Regions from separate parts of the Mus musculus genome. Here all the other regions are linked to region 2. Evidence: chromatin loops called from intact Hi-C (ENCODE). Cell type or tissue: heart. All regions are shown on one strand. Each heading gives the region's core, and the rest is flanking DNA. Links, peaks and the distances in the headings are about the cores only.

Region 1 (5,735 bases), core at 1,736-5,735, 150 kb after region 2:
CCCTAGCACTGGCATCAAAGGTATGTACCACCATGCCTGACTCATTAAGAAACAATTTAGTTTTGTTATTATTTATGTGTATATGATTATGTGCAATGTGAATACAAGAGCTGATAGAGGTCAGGAAAGGGTATTGGACCCCCAGAACTAGAGCTATTAGGCAGGTGATTGGCTCAAGAGGGTGCTGAGAACTGCTTAGGTCCTCTGCAAGAGCAGTACAAACTCTTAACCACTGTGCCACCCACATCCTTTTTTATTTTCATTAGTTTTGAGACAGGGTCTCATGTAGCCCAGGCTAACCTCAAACTCTCTCTAGAGTCAAGGACGACCTTAAATTCCTGGTCCTCCTGTCCTGCATGTACCTTCTAAGTGCTGGGAATGAAGGTTGGCACCACATGAGGTGCTAAGGAGCCAACCCTGGACTTCACGCATACTAGGCAAGTGCGCTACCAATCACTGTCCATCCCCAGCCCCTCCACATCCCTGTCATTTGTACCTCAGACCTGGTTAACCACCAACTCTCTCTTACCCTCTCTGCCCTTGAGACCAGCCATACTGGTCCCACTCTGCCTTCTAGCTACCCCTTCCTTCACATTCCAACCATCTCATTGTGTAGTTTCCCCACATCTCCCAGCCACTCCATCATTCCCTGTGTCCTCAGGCCCTGGGATCCTTTGTGTTTAAATCAAGTCCTGTTTCCTCCTAACATGCTTGTGATGATCTCAAAAGCTTTGTTAGACACACCCCAAAGAAGCAGCTCCAAGGTTCCTGGCTAGTTTTCAGGGGCCCTGAGCACCTGATGGTTCCAACCTCCTCTAATCTCAGTCAACTCTACCAGAATTCACCAGGGCCCACTCTCAGAATGGTCTCAAGTTGGACGAACAGAATGAGACAAGCTCAGTGGGTACAGTGCTTGCCTACCGTTTGCAAGGGCCTGGATTGCATCGTCAACACTGCATAAACTGGGTACATTGATGCAAGCAACACTCTGGAATTAAGAGGCAGGAAGATCAGGAGTTCAAGGCCATCCTTGGCTACCCAGAAAGTATGAGGGCAGCCTGGGGTACATTATACCCTGCCTTAAAAGTAATAATAGCATACATAAAATGTGGTGCATCCTTTAATCCCAGCACTTGGGAGATAGAGGCAGGGGGATCTCTGAGTTCATCAGTCCAATCTACAGAGTTCCAGGAGAGCCAGGGCTACACAGAGAAACCTCGTCTCAGAAAACCAAAATTAATTAATTAATGATTAATAAATACATACTCCCTGACCCCTAGATGACGTCAGAAAGTTAAACAATTACCAGAGCATATTCTTCAGAGATAAGATCAAGGGCAGTGCTTATCCATATATCCCCACCCCAATAGAAAGCATCTCCTGGAACACAAGGCTACGTCTTCCTGTCTCCTCCTTTCCCTTGCCTCTCCATACTTGGCACTATTGAAGAATCAGCAGCATGGGCCCTGGAGATTGCACTCAGGCTTGGCAGCCCGCTTCTCTGCCCACTGAACCATTACCAGCTCAGACAAGAGGCACTTCCCTCCTCCAGGGCTCCCACTAAGACCCACCCAGTCTTCTGGCAGGTCTGTTTAAGTGGCTCATCCTCTGGAAGGTTCTTTTAACATGACCTCCGTTCCAAGCCCATTTCCCCAGGTTCGCATATCACTTCTCCAAATGTTGCTCAGATGCCCACTAGATTCTGCTCCCCAAAGGCCAGGCAAGAACCGGGGGAGGCATATCCGATTCCAGACGGGGCTGGTAGTACACTTTATCCATCCAGCAAAGAGGTAGAGGCCAGGGAAGAGAGTCGGCCAGCCATCGCCAGCTCTCGTGTGTGGCTATGCTCTTTGGTTCTCGTTTGTTACCACCAGCAGCCTTGCTTTCTCTGTCACTGTCCCCAACCAGACTGAGTCACTGAACTTGCTACCATCCTGCTTCAGCCTCCAGGTCCCTGGGAATACAGGCCTGCTCAAGGACAGCTAGGACACTGAACTTATACTTTATTGCTGGAGAACTTCACATTCATGCCAAGTGTTTTTGAACAAATCCAACCAGTTCCCTCCCTTCCAGTTCCTTCTCTAACCCCCTCCCCAACTTTTTGTTTGCATGGTTGTTATTTTGTTTTTTGGTTTTTTTTTTAACAGAGTTTCATGTTGGCCTCAAACTCACATCAATCCTTCTGCTGCAGCCTCCGGAATATTTTTTATGTGTGTAGCATGCGTTCGAATGTATGTAGGTGCATATATGTGCACGTCTGTATGTGTATGGGTCCTTACTTTTACATTTTTATCATTTTAAATGTTTATTTCTGTGTCTCCGTGGGTACCTGCACACGAATGCCTGCGGCAATGGCTATGCCTGAAGCTAGAGTTTCAGGGGGTTGTGGGCCACCTGCTAGCGTCTCAGGATCGAAGCTCTGCAAGAGCAGCAAGTGCTCTTAACCAGAGTCATCCCTCCAGCTCTGATCCTGAACTTTAGAATAGTTATTATTTTTTTAATCGTGTGTTGTGCGGATTTTAGTAAGAAAGGAAGGAAAAGAAGGGGGGAGCAGGAAAAGCAAGAAGAAGAGTTGCAGAACCGTGCTCCCTGCACTGCTGGAGAGTTTGAGGGGTAGAGACAAGCCCAAAGCCTGAGGCACGGTCACCAAACGTTTCTTCCTCCGTCCCAGACCTAGGATCGCGGTCCTGCACATCGCCTGGTGCCATGACAACGCGAGTACTCGCTCCTCCGAGCGGGTTGTGTGAGAAGCCTGGAACCTCAACAAGGCTCTGTGTAACTTGTCGGAAGGGCGGCTCTGGAGGAAACAGGTGGGGAGATGCTGCCCACCCCGCCCCGGGACGCCCCGGGACCCCAGCCGGCCTCTTCCAGGGGGCAGGAAAGTTGGGCCTGGCTGAGGTCAGGAGCTCCGGGGCCGCCTGACCTGCTGCGCGACTTCTGTCAGGCTCCCCGGCAGGACGTCCGACCGGAGCCCCACCTGGGATAACGGGTACTTCTAACCTAGAGCCTGTCCTCCGGGCGAGCGCTCCAAGAGTCCTTCTAGTACCGGGTTGCTAGGGGCGGTCCCAAGATTCCGCCTAATCCTGGTGACCGTCTGTCCTAGCGCTAGGTCCCGGAAGTGGGCAAAGCTAACGGTGGGGAGGGGCGGGGCAAGGGGCGGGGTAGGAGGCGGGGGAAGGAACGGCCTGATAAAGTGAAGCCGGGCCTCTCTCGCGAGATCTCGGAAGTGGCCGGAGCCCAGAGATGACTTCTTTGGAGCCGGAGAGAATCGTGACGTCAGGCCTCGCTCGCCGGGTCTAGGGCGTGCTAGACAAGGAACCACACGGCCGAGCCTGTCTCGCGAGATTTGGCTCAAGCTTCTTGCGCTTCTCTCGCGAGATCAGGTGGCTCTGGACCGGGCGGCCACTGCGCAGAGTGGAGGTCGTTGGAGTCACTCGTCTTCTTGTAGCTCCTGCCAGTAGCTCCGTGTCCCGCCCGCCCTAGCCATGCTGTCCGCTCTCGCCCGTCCTGCCGGCGCCGCTCTCCGCCGCAGCTTCAGCACTTCGGCCCAGGTACAAGGGGCTGCCTGCCTAGGAAGGAACTCCGGGGGCGGCACACGCGTCCCCGGAGCTCGGCGTTTCTTAACCATCCAAGGCTCACTCTGGACGTCTGGGCCGCCCGGCTCACATCCCGACCAACATGGAAGGGGGACAGAGTCAGTCCAGGTTTCCTCCATAGTCTGCGCTCCACGTAGGTGCAGAAGCCGAGGCTCGCGGTCCGGATGCGAGTTGCATTATATGCAACTTTGCATTGCTTCGACTTAACTGATTTTCTCCTTGAAGCCTCCATGGATGTGAGGCACCAGGAGAGAAATAACGCGGACGTTAACTTCGTAGTGCCGGGGGCTCCGAGGGTGGAGAACGGATCAGGGTCACAGTAGTTTGGGAGATTCGATTGAAATTAGCACAGTCAGTGGCCTTCCCGCCCAGGGATTGCTTGCTTTATGTCCGTTTATGTGGACCAGGCTGGCCTCGAACTCACGGAGTCCAGTCTCTGCCTCAGTACCGGCATTAAAGATGTGCATCAAGCATCGTTTTTCAGAGTGTGTGTGGTGTCATGTGCACATGATTGTACAGAGGCCAGAGAAGGACATCGGTGTCTTGGCCATCACACACTAGACCAGCGAGCGGTTCTCAACCTTGGGATCGAATGACCCTTTCACAGGGGTCCCGTAGCAAATGTTTACATTACGACTCATAACCGTAACAGAATTTCAGTTACGAAGTAGCAATTTTATTTTTAAAAGTAATTTTATGGTTGAAGGGTTCACCTCAACATGAGGAACTGTATTAAAGGGTTGCAGCATTAGGAAGCTTAAGAACCCCTGTTGTAGACTTTATTTATTTATTTATTTATTTATTTATGAGAGTGAGAAGGCCTTTGATGAACCTGCCAGGCAGGGGAACCGGGCTTTGAACTCAGGTCCTTATGCACTTACCCACTGAACCATCTCCTCCACTGGATCTCTTTTGAATTATTCTTGGAGGATCATCCTTGCTTTGGGTAGACTTGGCCTAGGACAGTTACAGCTAAGCTATTTATAGTCAATCTTCTCCTGGGCCAGGGCCTCTTTAACTAGTGCATGTCGGAATCAGTAAAGGAGACCCAGGATCGTGTCAAGAGGGCAGGGTCAGTATTTTTTACAAATCTCTAGCAAAATTGATACAACCAAGGCTTGAGAAACAATTACCATGCTCCGGAGGAGAACTGATCATTCCAGGGAAGTCTACATTTCTTACCATCTAGGTCAGGTCTTCCTGTTTCCCATTCAGTCCATTCATTGAAAAATAAAGATGCAAGGGGCTGGAGAGGTGCTCACAGTTAAAAGTGCTTGCTGATTTTGCAGAGACTAGAGTTTGGTTCCCAGGACCCAAGGCAGGTGACTCCAACCACCAGAGGGTCTGAAGCCTTCTTCTGCCCTCCGTGGGTACCTGCACATAAACACACACACCAAAAAATAATCCAGCTAACATATTACACCCTGGGTGTGGTGATGCATGCTTGTAACCCCAGCCACTCAGGAGTTCCAGACAGGAAGATTAAAAGTTTGAAACCCGCCCCGGTGACTTAGGAGGACTCTGAAAAGAAACTAGCACTAGGGTATACATAGTTCAGTGGTAAACACATGTGAGGCATGCACAAAGCTCTGGGTGCTCAGATACAAAGATGAATGGGAAGTCTGGGGTGGGTCACAGACGAGTTAACCTGAACAGTAGAGTAGGGTTAGCTCAGCAGAGATGGTGAATAATAGTGTGGTTAAGTGCCGTGTGGGGGTGGGGGGGGGTGTGTGTGGAGGATGGAACTCGGGCCATACTCATGCTAAGCGAATATTGTGCCACTGAGGAAGGAAGTTGAGATCTTTTTAGTTGGGGGAAGGGCCGTGTGGGTCTGTGCGTGTGCACATCACAGCACAGTAGCATGCAGAGGACAACTTGCTGGAGTCTGTTTTTTCATCGTGTGGGAAAGATTCGAGATTGAACTCATGTCCTTGAGCTTTTGAAGCAAGTGATTTTACTTGCCTAGCCATCCCACAATCACAGGACCAGCATCAGGAATGTGACATTTCAGTGACAACCAGAAGAAAGCATAGATTATCTGTAGAAAGAATTGCAGGCAGGTGGATGGAGACTGTCCAGCATATGGGGCAGGGAGATGTGGAATAATAAAAGGAGGAATGGAGAGAACCCAGCAAGCCT
Region 2 (8,164 bases), core at 2,373-6,372:
TCATACTCCTCCACTGACCAGTGCAAAACAAGCTAAAAAGTTCCTGGGCACTGCGGGCTTTTGCAGATTGTGGATTCCAGGTTTTGCTGAGTTAAAGAGATAAACAGCCCTTCGTATAGAAAAATAAAGAACAATCTTAGATGGCCTTAAATGCTCTTGAGACTGCCCTGATGTTATCCCCAACTTTGGGACTCCTAGATGTGACTGAGAACAAAGGTATTGCCAAAGAAGTTCTTACTCAGAGATTGGGACCCTGAAAAAGACCTGTGGCATACTTGTAAGAAATTAGACCTGGTGGCTGTAAGATGGCCTGCTTGTCTGCACATAGTGGCTTCTGGTCAAGGACGCAGATAAATTGACTCAGAGACAAAACTTGGCACATGTCCTAGAAAGTGTGGTTCAGCCCCCATGACCGATGGCTGACTAACGCTCTTAAAAGCATTATCCAACTGTTCCCCTGACCGATGGACACATTGTCAGAGCTTTGACTGAACGAGTGACCTTCGCTCCCCCTGCTATCCTCGATCTCACTACTGCCTGAGACTTCACCTACTCATCATTGTGCTGACATTCTGGCAGAAGGAACTCATACTCGAAATGATCTGAAGGATCAGATCAGCCTTGGCCTGAGAGTTTGAGCTGGTACACGGATGGCAGTAGCCTCGAGGTTAAGGGTAAGCGGAAGGCGGGGACAGCAGTGCAGTGGTGGACAGAAAGCCAGTGATCTAGGCCAGCAGCCTCCCTAAAGGGACTTCAGCCCAGAAAGCTAAACTTGTGGCTTTAATACAAGCTCTATATATACAGACAAAGAGAGCTGTTGACATCTGCAGAGAAAGACCTAAGATGCTGTGGCTAAAAGAAATCAGATGGCAAATCTAACCGCCCAGGCATCCTAAAGAGCAATGATCCTGACAGTCTGAAGACTATCAAGTTATAGACAAATTAAGACTGGTAAAAGAAACCCTGTATAAAATAGTAAAAACTGAAGAAAGAAAACTAGTCCTCTCATGAGAAGACATCTACTGAAAAATAGACTTTACTGAAAAAATATGTGTATGAATACCTTCTGGTTTTTGTGAACGTTCTCAAGATAGATAAAAGCTTTTCCTTATAAAACTGAGACTACTCAGATAGTCATCAAGAAGATTATTAAAAATTTTCCAAGGTTCGGAGTGCCAAAAGCAATAGTGTCAGATAATGGTCCTGCCTTTGTTGCCCAGGTAAGTCAGGGTGTGGCCAAGTATTTAGAGGTCAAATGAAAATTCCATTGTGTGTACAGACCTCAGAGCTCAGGAAAGATAAAAAAGAATAAATAAAACTCTAAACAGACCTTGACAAAATTAATCCTAGAGACTGGCACAGACTTACTTGGTGCCCCTTCCCCTTGCCCTATTTAAAACTGAGAATACTCCCTCTTGATTCAGTTTTGTTTTACTCTTTTTGAGATCCTTTATGGGGCTCCTGTGCCCATCACTGTCTTAAATGATGTGTTTATAATAATGATCTATATGTTAAGTTAAAAGGCTTGCAGGTGGTGCAGAAAGAAGTCTGGTCACAACTGGCTACAGTGAACGAGCCAGGTACCCCAAGGACAACTCACCAGTTCCAGCCAGAGATCTGATCTACGTACACCTGCGTCATGCTGAGACCCGCAAGCCTCACTAAAAGGGTCCCTGCCTAGTTCTGTTTACTAATCTGCCTTATTCTGTTTCTGTTCCCATGTTAAAGATAGAGTAAATGCAGTATTCTCCACATAGAGATATAGACTTCTGAAATTCTAAGATTAGAATTACTTACAAGAAGAAGTGGGGAATGAAGAATAGAAAATTACTGGCCTCTTGTGAAAACATGAATTTTTTACCTCGGAGCCCACCCCCTCCCATCTAGAGATTGTTCCCAGAACACTCCTAAACTTTTCACCCCAAAACTCCTCACCCTAAAGTTCAAACCCTCCCAACTAAAAACTGTTCCAAGAACATTTTTGAGATAAAGGCCTCCTGGAACAACCTCAAAATGAACCAGGTACTCCTTAGTTACGTAGGTTCCTTGATAGGACATGACTCCTTAGTTACGTAGAATCCTTTGGCAGAACCCCTTGTCCCTTGGCAGAACTCCCTAGTGATGTAAACTTGTACTTTCCCTGCCCAGTTCTCCCCCTTTGAGTTTTACTATATAAGCCTGTGAAAAATTTTGGCTGGTCGTCGATTCTCCTCTACACCACTAGGTGCCGCTAGGTGTATGAGTTTCGACCCCAGAGCTCTGTGCTTTCATGTTGCTGCTTTATTTCGACCCCAGAGCTCTGGTCTGTGTGCTTTCATGTCGCTGCTTTATTAAATCTTGCCTTCTACATTTTATGTATGGTCTCAGTGTCTTCTTGGGTACGCGGCTGTCCCGGGATTTGAGTGTCTGAGTGAGGGTCTCACCTCGAGGCTCTTTCATGGGCAGCACCATTCCATGGACCGGGAGTCCCAGATGAAGAGAAAGCAGACAGCGGCCAGACAGCAAGCTGAACCCAGCTTCCGTCGCTGCTCTCTGACTGTGGATGGAACGTGACAACTGCCTCACTTTCTTGCAGACATGCCTTCTCTGAAGTTAGGCCACGGATCTCAGAGGCTGAGTCAAGCCCAACTTCCCTGCATCTCTCTCTCTCTCTCTCTCTCTCTCTCTGTCTCTGTCTCTGGAACAGAGGTGAGAGGCAGGCTGTGCTCTGAAGAGATGGCTCTCAATTTATGATACCTGGCTCCTCCCCACTCTCATTCACCCACAGTATGTTGACCTAAATTACTTCCTGTCACCCCTAAACAGTTATAGGTAAAGACCTTTCCCGTGTCTAGGGAATTAGTCCAAAGAGACTCCCACAGTGGGTTGCTGGGAAATCGCTCCGAAGGCTACTACTCTCTGAGAGACTCCTCTGGCCTCTCCCCTCCAATCCAACCTTCATGCTTTCTCCTTTCCTCATGCCCCACCCTCTGTATCTATCTGTCTCTTTTTGTATGTATATCTCTGTCTCTCTCTCTTTCTCTTTCTCTCTCCTAGTGAAGCTATTCTCTCCCTCTAAGGCTCCCCCTCCCACCTCTAAGACTCAATCACCCCTCTGCATCCTTCTCATGCTAATTGCCCCTATTGAAAGGAATTGTGTCTGTGTCCCTTCCACAGCTTTTCTTCAATTCCACTTCACCCCTTCCCTGTGGGCTATGACCTCACTCCGTGAGAGGAAACAAACCCCTTCCTTCCTTCCTTCCTTCCTTCCTTCCTTCCTTCCTTCCTTCCTCCCTCCCTCCCTTCCTTCCTTCCTTAAGGTGTTACTGTCATAGCATCAAGAAAAGTAAGGAACAGCCTGGTGGTGGTGGTGGTGGTGGCACACACCTTTAATCCCAGCACTCGGAAGGCAGAAGCAGGCAGATCTCTGTAAGTTTGAGACCAGCCTAGTCTAGATAATTCCAGGACGGCAAAGTCTGTAAAGAGAAACCCTGTTTGGAAGAACCAAACAAATAGACGGAATAAAATGAAAGTAAGGAATATAGCTCCCACAAGCTTTGCAGTAGGTGACACCTGCCTTGTGGGGGTCCTTAGATTAGGGACCAGAAGGCCTGGGGTCAGCAGATGTCTCATTGAAGCCAAATAGAGTGAGATAGCTGGCCTATCTCTCTTCACACTGCCTCTGCCTCTTTTACTGTCTCAACCTTAGCATGGGGTTCTACTGGCCTCTGTGTGGAAGCAAGCTGTTTTGTTGAATAATGCAAGGATAACATGAATAGACTTCCCTTCAAGGCTTTCTTCCTGGCACCGTGACTGTAAATAGCAGACCGTGAACATGCATCAGAAGAGTAAGCAGAGAACACAGGATTAACACTGGGGGGGGGGGGGGGGGCTCCTCCAGGGTATAAAGGCGCTTGCTGCCAAGCTTGCTGATCTAAGTTTGATCCCGAAGACCTACAAGGGATGAAACGTGATGAAACCATTTCTAGATTTAGCTCAAGAATAAACTCTTAGAAACAAGAGCTGTGGTTTGTGCTGAGAGATATTTCTATCCAGACCTCCTCTTTTAGGATATTCTGTCATGTGTGTCTTTGTATCTATGTGGGCACTTTCCTGGAGGTCAGAGGACAGATTACAGAAGTCGGCTCTCTAGCTCTCTCCATCCATCACGTGGATCCATGGGGTCAAACTCAGGTCCCAAGCTGTGTATCTCCCTGTATTCCTCCCCACTGTTTAAAATTCTCTCATTATTTCTATCAGGTGTCTATAACCCCTGCTGCCCCCTAGTGGTAGGTGTTATGCAAGCAAAGCTATTAGTTTTTTTCTTGGGATGGTGGATTCAATGGGCTTATCAAATGGATGGTTTCTTGATTACATCTGATTATTTTTCAAAAGTATATGTATATACCGTATATATGTATATAATGCATACATAAATATTGGGGAGGAGGAATGGGGCTGTAGTTCAGTGATAGACCTCTTAACCTTTCATGCACTAGGCTGTAGGCTGCCCAGTACTGCCAAAACTGAACATATTGAAAAAGGAATATCTTGATGTCGCCCCCTGGGACCCAGCAAACTGGGATTCAATTTCCTGACTCTTCTCACCCGCGACTTGGTCGGGAAGCTACCTCACCTGCTAAAGCACTTGTAGCTCACAAAGGATACTCTAGCTGTTCACCAGAAATAGCTTTGCTCTGCAGGAAGCGCTTTTCAAACTGCAAAAGGCTAAAGCAAAGTTTAGCAAAAGCGTCATGGCGTACGCTCATAGCGCATGTATAGTAGCTCTAGTGTCCCTTCAATTGTCTCCTTCCCCGCCTCCTCTTACTTTATCTCCAGTCCAGCTCCAGAAAGTGCTGGCTCTGTCTTCTTGGCCAATTCAGGCAGGAAGAACCAAGTTTTAATTCTTTCTTTGCTATTGAACTGTATCCCTCAGGGATCCCCATAGACTCAGTTTCCTCTTTGGCAGGACAGAGACAAACACAAGTCTGTGGGAGAATAGGGCTCCGTGGTCCTCACGACGTCATACCATTACAGTGAGAAGGACCCGGCTGAAAGCATAGTTCAGTTGGTAGCATGCTGGAGTCCCTGGGTTCGAGCCTCATTACTGCATAAACTGAGGGAGGTGGTGCACATCTAAAATCCCTGCTTTCTGGAGATGGAGACCCAGAGTTCAGAGTCAAATTTGTGTAAAAGCCAAAAGCAAGAGGAAGAAATGTTTTTCAAGACCCCTCTCCCTCAATGAGGATCTACTAGTAGTTAATGGCTGTTGGGAGGAGAGACATTTGCTCCTGAAAGCGACTTTAATGAAACTCACTGGGTCGCAAAAATTTAAAAAGAAAGAAAGAAAGAAAGAAAGAAAGAAAGAAAGAAAGAAAGAAAGAAAGGAAGGAAGAAAGAAGGAAAGAAGAGAAAAGAAAAGAAACATGGAAGCAAAAGAGAAACTAAGATGGGAAGGCAAGAGGGGGTAATGGAGCCCCGATAAAATATGATCAAAGTACATTATACACATGTAAGAAAATGCCATAATGAAACCATTACTTGGTATAATAAATATAGGTTGATTAAAATTTTTAAAGGGAGCCTTTGAGATGGCTGAGAGTAAAGGTGTTTGTGTGTGCACCTCCACACCTTCTCTCACTGAGCCAAACGCAAATAAAATCTAAAAAAAAAAAGAAAAGAAAAAAAGAAAAATAAAAAGGGCTAAAGAGATGACTCAGTGGGTAAAGGCACTGCTGCCAAGCCTGATTACCCAAGTTCTATTCCCAGGACCCAGAGGTGGAAGGAGATGATAAACTCAACCTTAAGTTTTCATCTACCCTCCACGCGCGTTGCACGCACATGCCCCTCTCTCACACTCAAACAGATGTAATCAAATGTTTTTTTGGTTTTGCTTGTTTGTTTGTTTGTTTGTTTGTTTGTTTTTAATTAAAAATCAAGAAGAAGGAAGCTGAGGTCTAGGCAAGAATACTCCTGAGGCGGCAGCCCGCACAACACCCGTAGGTAAGCTGGAACTACAACTCCCGGCCTCCTTTGGGCGGGTAAGAGCGGAGGACTCCACGGGATTGGGCCTTCCCCCACCCCCACCCCCCCATGGGGCGGTGCTTGAGGAGAGGCCAGTCTTCCGCTGTTGCCAGGGGAGACCGCCGCAAGGAGGCGGAAATTGAGGAGGGAGGCGGGGAGTACCGAGGCCGCACGCTGGAAGGGCTCGCGGCCATGGCGGCCCCGGGCCCCGCGAGTCGCTTCTGGTGCTCGTGTCCCGAGGTGCCCTCCGCCACATTCTTCACCGCCCTGCTCTCGCTGCTGGTGTCGGGCCCCCGCCTGTTCCTGCTGCAGCCGCCTCTGGCGCCCTCGGGGCTGTCTCTGCGCTCCGAGGCCCTGCGCAACTGGCAAGGTGAGAAGAGGCGGGGCGGGGATGGCGCGCTTCCTCAGCCCGCAGACTCCCCGGTCCCTGATCTCCAGCCTCACTGCCAGCCAACCCCAGACCTCCGTGCCCACCACCATTCTCCCCACTTGGAGCTCCAGCATGTCTTGTCCAAAGCCGGATCATTTCCGCCAACTCCTTCTCTACCCACAATCGCCCCCTTCCATGTTACCCCAGATCCATTCATTCTTTGATCTCGAGGGTGAACACACTTCCTAAGCCATTCACGTTTTATAAACACAAACCCCATCTGCTGACGGCCCGAGCCCCACAGGAACAAACCAAACGTTTCTCACCTTTATCGTGACAATTGTCTACTGTCAACCCAATGGATGGCTTTTCCTCTTGACTCTAGAATTTTCTGCTGCGTCTTTACCTTAATCCTGACTCCTAATCCCAGCTCACAGAAGGAGCTGGTAAAGTGTTTGTTTTCTCAGAGGAGAGAAATTTCTCAAACTAATTAAGTCTGGTAATCATCCCTTTGTAAAAGACAGGATTCTTAGTCTTTGTTTCTTCCTCATTCTTTCCTGGGAAATCCCTGTTGCTTCTAACGTTAACAGAGGCCTGCGCGTTCATTTCATGTAATCCTCGCTGTGATTTCATGACAGGCCATATTAAATTGCCTGTTTACCAGAAATTGAGGTTGAATACAGAGATTCGCAGAGCTAACACATCATAATATTGAGATAGGAGCCCCGCACTTTGTTTTTAGTATGGTGATTTAAAACTAGGGCTTTGGGTATATAATCTCCACATCTTTAGATAGAGGTATACATATGTGACACATTATTTATATGCTTGTGTGCACTCTTGTGAAAGTCAGAGGACAACCTGACCGGAGTCTTTCTCTTCTTCCCCCATGTGGGTCCTGGGAATCAAACTCGGGTCTTTGGGATTGGCAGGACCTACCTCAGCCTGTTGAGCCATCTCGTCAGCTACCTAAATCTTAGAGAGTTGTATGTAGAATTTTTTCATATTTACCAGTAAAATTTCAATTTGGGACATATCCAGCAAATAACCAAACTTCTGGAGATATTCTGATAGGATGTAATGGTTTCCTGCTTAAAGCTGAAATTTTCTTTTCCCCCTTTTTTGGATACATGTAGCACTTACAGTCAGCTAAATGCCAGTGTAGACAGGCACGCACTCTTTTTCTTTCTGGGTTTTTGTTTTTTGTTTTTGTTGTTTTGTTTGTTTTTGTTGGTTTTGTTTTTTTGTTTTCGTTTTGTTTACTTTGAAACAAAGGGGCTTGCTATTTATTTACACCAGTATGGCCAGGCTTCATTATGTAGTCCAGGGTAGCCTCAGAGCCATGATCCTCCTGCCTCACCCTTCTGAGTACTAGAACACAGACATACATCACCCATCACCATGCTCACTTAACCATATTTGTCTGAGCATGGGCTCCATGAACAGGCAGAGAAACAGTACCTTTAATGCCAGCACTAGGCAGGCGGAGGCAGGCGGGTCTCTGAGAGTGAGCCCAGCTTGGTCTCCATAGGGAGTTCCAGGACAACCAGGGCTATATAATAAGACTCTGTCTCAAAAAAAAAAAAAAAAGAAAGAAAGAAAGAAAGAAAAGAAATTAGAGCCCTGTAAGTACCTTGCTACCAATCGTGAGAACTGGGGACCTACGTGGTAGAACTTCTGAAGGTTTTTCTCTGATCATGTACTCCCATATACCCACAAATAAAGACATATAAAAATGTAAAGTATGTATGTTAGCCATTACTTGTATTGGGGGGAAGAGTATAAACCAAA
Region 3 (5,735 bases), core at 1,736-5,735, 130 kb after region 2:
ACAGGCATACACATGTGCCATGGTGTATGAGTAGAGATTACAGGCCAACTCATTTTCAGCTCATTCTCTCCTGTCCCCTTTCGGGTTCCAGGGATGGTGTGGGTCTGTTCCTAGGTGCTTTCTACCATCTTACTGACTCTGATTTTGTTTTGTGTTCTGAGTCAGAGTCTCACTCTGTAGCAGGGTCCTGCCCGGGACTTATGTAGGCAAGACTGCCCTTGAAATTGTAGTAATCCTGCAGGCTCAGTCTCCAATACTGGAGCACAGTCGGGGGCCTCCGTGCCAGGTCCTTTCCCACTGTGTTCCGTGGTATACAAAGGCCCAGTGCCCCACTCTTGTCAACACTCGCTATGTAACACTTGTCATGTTTTAAATTGTGCCCACCCTGGTGGGTCTCAAGTGACACCTCCTTAGAATTTAGTTTTATTTCTGAGACGAGAGCTACGAAGCCCAGTCTGGCCTAGAGTTCACTATTCTCCTGGTTTGCCTTCCAGGATTGTGCCTGGATGCGTGTGTGTGTGTGTGTGTGTGTGTGTGTGTGTGTGTGTGTGTGCGTGTGTGTGTGTGTGTGTGTGTGTGTGTGTGTGCTGCAGGAGCCTGTTTTCTTCTTCCATCACGTGGGTCCCAGAGATCATCTCACTGGACCTCTTTTTATGGTTTGTTATAAATTTAAACTCAACCCTTTCATAATTATGCTATATAATATGAATAATATTCATTACCCACTTGTCTAAACCAAAATCACCTAGGACACTGGGGGACACATCTCTGAGTGCAAATGTGAGAATGTTTCCAGGGAGAATTAACTGAGGAGGGAAAAAAAATCTATCCTCAATGTGGGGCACCGTTCCATGGCCTGGGGCTGGGACAGAATAAAAAGAGGAAATGGAGGGCCAGTGACTGCAGACCAAACCCTCTGAAACCGTGAGCCAAAGTCACTCTGCTCTCAGAAGCTGCCGGTCAGGTCTTCTGTCACAGAGGCATGGAAGTAACTAATACAGACCTCATGCCGCTTCAATAGAAAATCTCTATAACCCTGCATCCACTAAGACACCCTGACCAGGAACATTGGTTGCAGACCCTCCAGAGTCTGCCAGCAGGAGAAGGGCTCTGGAGTTTCTGGGGCTGGGGAGACGCTCAGACAGCAGAGAGTCAGGGAAGCCCGAGGACCTGAGTTCTGTTCCCGAACCCACATAAGAACACTGGGCTTTGTGGTGTACGCTGTATCTCATCAATGAAGACAGACAGATCCCTGGGGCTCCACAGCAGGCTAGCCCAGCTGAACTGGGGAACTATACATAAGGAGAGAGTCTCAAAAAGATAAGGTAGGGCTAGGAAGTCAGTTCACCTGTCACCAAGTCAGATGACCAGGCCTTCATCTCAGGACCTCTGTACAAACTCTGGAACACACCCACCCTCGAGAAACCAAAACCGTTTAGAAGGAGACCAGCACCTGAGGATCAACATCTAAGGCTCTCCCATGTGTGTACCCACTCATGTGCACCCACACATACACACAAAGTAAAATCACCTAGGGAAAAAAATTAATTAGTTTGATTAAATAAACGAACTTTTTCTCCTGAAGACAAGGACACTTCCAGAAGGAACTTCTCAGGACATAACTGGCAGGGAGCTATCCAGAGGATGAACCTGTGTCTGTAAACCATGATGGGAGAAAACTTGCAGGCATAAGGTGGAATTCATCCCCCTTCCCCATCAGAGTCCAGACAGTAGGTTATGGGGCACCAGCCGTGTCTCTCTTGAGCAAGAGACTATTGGGCCAGAGGCCACGGGGGAGTCGGAATGGCAGTCCCAGGCCACACCTTTAGCCTAGATATCTGCCTCTCCACTGCTAGAGACTTACAGTCAACAGCTGTAGGGTGGCATTAGAGACAGTTAGGGACTCCCACAGAGCCTGGTCACCCTGTCAAGCAGCTTCAGGAGCTACCACACTTACTGTGTCAGAAAAGGCTGTTTGTCAAAACCAGTAGCTGGGCATGTTGGTGAACATCTGCAATGCCAACACTCATGAGACTGAGGCAGGGGGGTGACAGAGTTGGGTTTCCCCGTCCTCAGCCTTACCAATGGTGGGCCTGCAGATGTGTCCTACCACACCTGGCTGAAAGTCAGCATTTTATCACACCTGGCTTCTCAACAGCATCTGCTTTGGTTTGGTTTGGTTTGATTTTTTGAAAGAAGAGTCCCACTACATAGCCCTGGCTGGCCTACATACTACTCCCTACGTAGATCAGGCTATCCTTGAACTCATAGAGATCTGTCTAATTATGTTTCTTCAGTGCTGGGATTAGAGGTGTATGCCATCAGGCACAATCTCCACCCCACCCCCAAAAATCACCATTTTACTTGAGGAAAGTCGCCTCCAGTGGAAGTGTTACATTTGGCTGTCATCGCTTTCTGAGTGGGATACTCCACAGCACAATGCCACCTCTTATAGAGCAAAAGTGGTTTTCTAAATCATATTTACTTACTTACTGACTGACTGACTTGTGTATGGGGACATGCATCTGCCATAGCATATATATGGAAGTCAGAGGACAACTAGTGGGTCTCAGGGATGAGACTCAGGTTGTCAGGCTTGGGAGCAGGCACCTTTATTGCTGAGCCATCTAAGTGGGCCCTGGTCTTAGAGCGCTAGGGTCCAGTTGGTAGTCCTGTGAACAGGCTGGGCAGGCAGTACACACCAGCAGTTCCAGCACTGGGCAGGTAGAGGCAAGAGGCTCAGAAATACAAGCTACAGTGATGCTGAGGCCAGCCTGGGCTACATGAGACCCTGTCTCAAAGAAGACGGTTCCAGAGAGATGGCTCAGAGCGTAAAGACACTTGCTGCCAAACCTGATCACCTGAGTTTGATCCCTAGGACCTACATGGCAGAATCCACATGTATTGTGGCATGTACATTACCATACATACATACATACAACATAATTTTTAAAAGTTGTAATTGTGTGTGTGTGTCTGGGCTGGGGGATGTGCACATGTGCCCTCACCCCAGAGGGGTCTGATGCCTTGCAGCTGTATTAAGGAGAGCTGTGAGGCAGGCACACTACATAAATGCTGGGACTCCAACTAAGGTCCACTGAAGACCAAAGCCATCTCTCCAGTCCAAAATATACAAACATGTGAACAAACAAAAAGGGCTAAGGATGTAGCTCAGTTGGTAGAGAGCCGGCCCAGCGTGGCTTTGGGTGCATGACATGGTAGCGTGCGCTTGTGATACCAGCACTCACAAGGTGGAGAGAGGGCTGAAGTCCAAGGTCATCCTCAGCGATGCAGTGAGTTTGAGGCTAGCGGGCTTCATGAGACTCTGATTTAGAACTAGCAAATACAAACTGTAGCCCAAAGGAAAAGAAATTTCCAAGCCAAAGACCACTTGGAAGGCTAGACGGCGGGTGTTGTTAAAGGTGGGGCGTTAGCGCCACCCAGTGGCACAAAGTGTCAATGTTCACCCTCATCCTGTCAGCATGGGTCATCATCCCCAAACTATGGGCTGAAAGACAATAAGCCAGCTTCAAAACGTTCATTGAATGTCTTGTAACTGGCTACATATGTTTTTAGGGAATCTTCTGGTTTTTACTTCTTTATTCATTTATGTGTGTGCATGCATGTGTATGTGTTTTACCACACACATGTGGGTATCAAAGGACAACTCAGAGGAGTAAATTCTCTCCTTCCACCATGTGGGTCGTGGGGATGAAACTCAGGTTGTTAAACTTGGTGGCAAGTGCATTTGCCTGCTGAGCCATCCTACTGCCCCTGCCCCCACCCCCTTGACCTTGGGCCTTGTGCATGTGTGCATGAGAGGCAAGTGTTCTATCACTGAGCTATAGCCCTGGACAAAGTTTATTTATTTGCTTACTGAGATAAAGTTTCACTGTGTGTCCCTGACTGTCTTGGAACTTGCTCTGTAGACCAGGCTGACCTCAAACTCACAGAGATACCCCTGCCTTTGCTTCCTGAGTGTTGAGGTTAATGGTGTGCTATCTATCTATCTATCTATCTATCTATCTATCTATCTATCTATCTACCTACCTACCTACCTACCTACCTATCTACCTACCTACCTATTTTTATGACTATTTATTTATTTTTTGAGACAGGGTTTCACAGACCTTGAACTTGCTGTGCATAGCTGGTAGCAGCTTTGAGCACCTGCTCCTTCTGCCTCCACATTCCAAGTGTGTCCCATCACACCCTGTTTAGGTGGTATTGGAGTGGACCGAGGGCTTCTTTTTTGTTTGTTTGTTTTGTTTTGTTTTGTTTTGTTTTGTTTTGTTTTGTTTTGTTTTGTTTTTCGAGACAGGGTTTCTCTGTATAGCCCTGGCTGTCCTGGAACTCACTCTGTAGACCAGGCTGGCCTTGAACTCAGAAATCCACCTGCCTCTGCCTCCCGAGTGCTGGGATTAAAGGCGTGTGCCACCACGCCCGGCTTGGACCTAGGGCTTCTTGCATGCCAGGGGAATACTCCACCGACTAAGCTACAGTCCCAGCCCAGGGTTTTGTTTGTTTTCATTTGAAACATGGTCTCACTCTGCAGCTATCCTCAAACTCAGGGTAATCCTCCCAGCAGACACTGTGATTACAATTTCTAGAGAGAAACATTTGGGTTTCCTGGAGGAGTGGCCTCTGAATTCTGAACCCATTTTGTTATTTAGGGCCACTGAGTTTGGGATCACATGTTGTGTGCAGCCATAGAGTGTTCACTGCTAGGCATGTGAGTGATTTCACCTTCTCCTCCCCCTATCTTTCATACGTGTGTGTGTGTGTGTGTGTGTGTGTGTGCATGTTTCTGCATGTGTAGATGTGCACGTGTTGCAAGAGATGGCTTAGTTAGTAAGCTGAGGACCTGAGTTCCACCCCCAGAGTCTGTGTAAAAGCCAGGCACAGTGGCACACTTTTGCAATGCTGGCACCAGGAAGGCAGGGACAGGTGGCTTCCTGGGACTCACTGGCCTGTCAGTCTAGCCTTCTTGACAATCTCCAAGCCAGTAGAGACAGTCCTAAAAAACAAGGCCCTTGAGGACTGACACCCGAGGCTGACCTCTGGTCTCCACAGGCCTGAGCACACACACAGACACACATACAAAGAAGCAAGCTAGAGAAATCACCCTGCTCTCCTTTGTTTCCTCAGGTGATGTGATCACAGCCACACAAAAACAAGAAATACGTACTGTCCACTATTATTTGTGTGGTTGTAAAAACCTACTGGGAAGGCTCAGTTGGCAGAGTGCACTCAGGAAGCAGAGGGAGGTTTTCCAGACAGCTGGGGCTAAGGGTGTGCACCCTCACAACTCAGCTTGAGAGACCCTTTTTCAAACACCACCAAAAGGACAAAAATTACCAGTGTCCTCCTCCTTGTCCTCTCTTTCTACCTCCTCCTCCTCTTCCTCCTCCTCCAGCTGCCGCCGTATGCACAGCTCCAGGGAACTGGTGTTGCTGTCGTACACGATGCAGTATCTCACACACTCCAGGTCTACGGACTCCGGGATGAGGTACTGATGATCTCGCTGAGGAAACCACAAACACGGGCTGCTGCGGAGCTCACCTGGCTACTGTCCCTGCACAACACCCAGATGAGCCTGAGGTTGGTTGGGGGTCCTGTCCTCCTTCCCCTCATGACTCATGAGCTGGGAACCCCATTAATGGATGGGAGTGGCTCTAGAATCCTGGAGGGTCCCCCCTATGTACCACGAAGAAGGACAAAAGCAGGTCACTAAG

The links. A loop is a pair of places that touch in the nucleus more often than their neighbours do. Peaks named below come from ENCODE experiments on the same cell type or tissue, not always from the same donor. Only the 100,000 strongest peaks of a DNase experiment are listed, where the experiment ranks them.
Region 1: a loop joins it to region 2, with 6 times the contacts of the local background. A loop is called at or near these places in 19 of 42 quality-filtered maps.
Region 3: a loop joins it to region 2, with 4 times the contacts of the local background. A loop is called at or near these places in 41 of 42 quality-filtered maps.

Annotation. Positions count from the first base shown.
Region 1 is chr5:135,775,251-135,780,985 of GRCm38, forward strand. Styxl1 (serine/threonine/tyrosine interacting-like 1) reads right to left here and starts at 3,135. Exons shown (of 9, transcript NM_029659.4): 1 at 3,001-3,135. Mdh2 (malate dehydrogenase 2, NAD (mitochondrial)) reads left to right here and starts at 3,399. Exons shown (of 9, transcript NM_008617.2): 1 at 3,399-3,551. The coding sequence starts at 3,486. Gm30205 (a long non-coding RNA gene) reads left to right here. Exons shown (of 5, transcript XR_003955810.1): 4 at 1-20; 5 at 2,672-2,734. In heart, for the core only: no CTCF peak of the experiment used is centred there; DNase peaks (open chromatin) are centred at 3,331 and 3,971; H3K4me3 peaks cover 3,197 bases; H3K27ac peaks cover 2,398 bases.
Region 2 is chr5:135,626,546-135,634,709 of GRCm38, forward strand. It overlaps Rhbdd2 (rhomboid domain containing 2), which reads left to right and starts at 6,109. Exons shown (of 4, transcript NM_146002.2): 1 at 6,109-6,373. The coding sequence starts at 6,196. In heart, for the core only: CTCF peaks have their summits at 4,277 (motif pointing left), 4,481 and 6,134; a DNase peak (open chromatin) is centred at 6,096; H3K4me3 peaks cover 658 bases; H3K27ac peaks cover 367 bases.
Region 3 is chr5:135,760,293-135,766,027 of GRCm38, forward strand. Styxl1 (serine/threonine/tyrosine interacting-like 1) reads right to left here. Exons shown (of 9, transcript NM_029659.4): 4 at 5,359-5,524. Among named protein-coding and RNA genes, the nearest start is that of Gm30205, 9.7 kb to the right of the region's middle. In heart, for the core only: a CTCF peak has its summit at 3,446 (motif pointing left); a DNase peak (open chromatin) is centred at 3,429; H3K27me3 peaks cover 946 bases.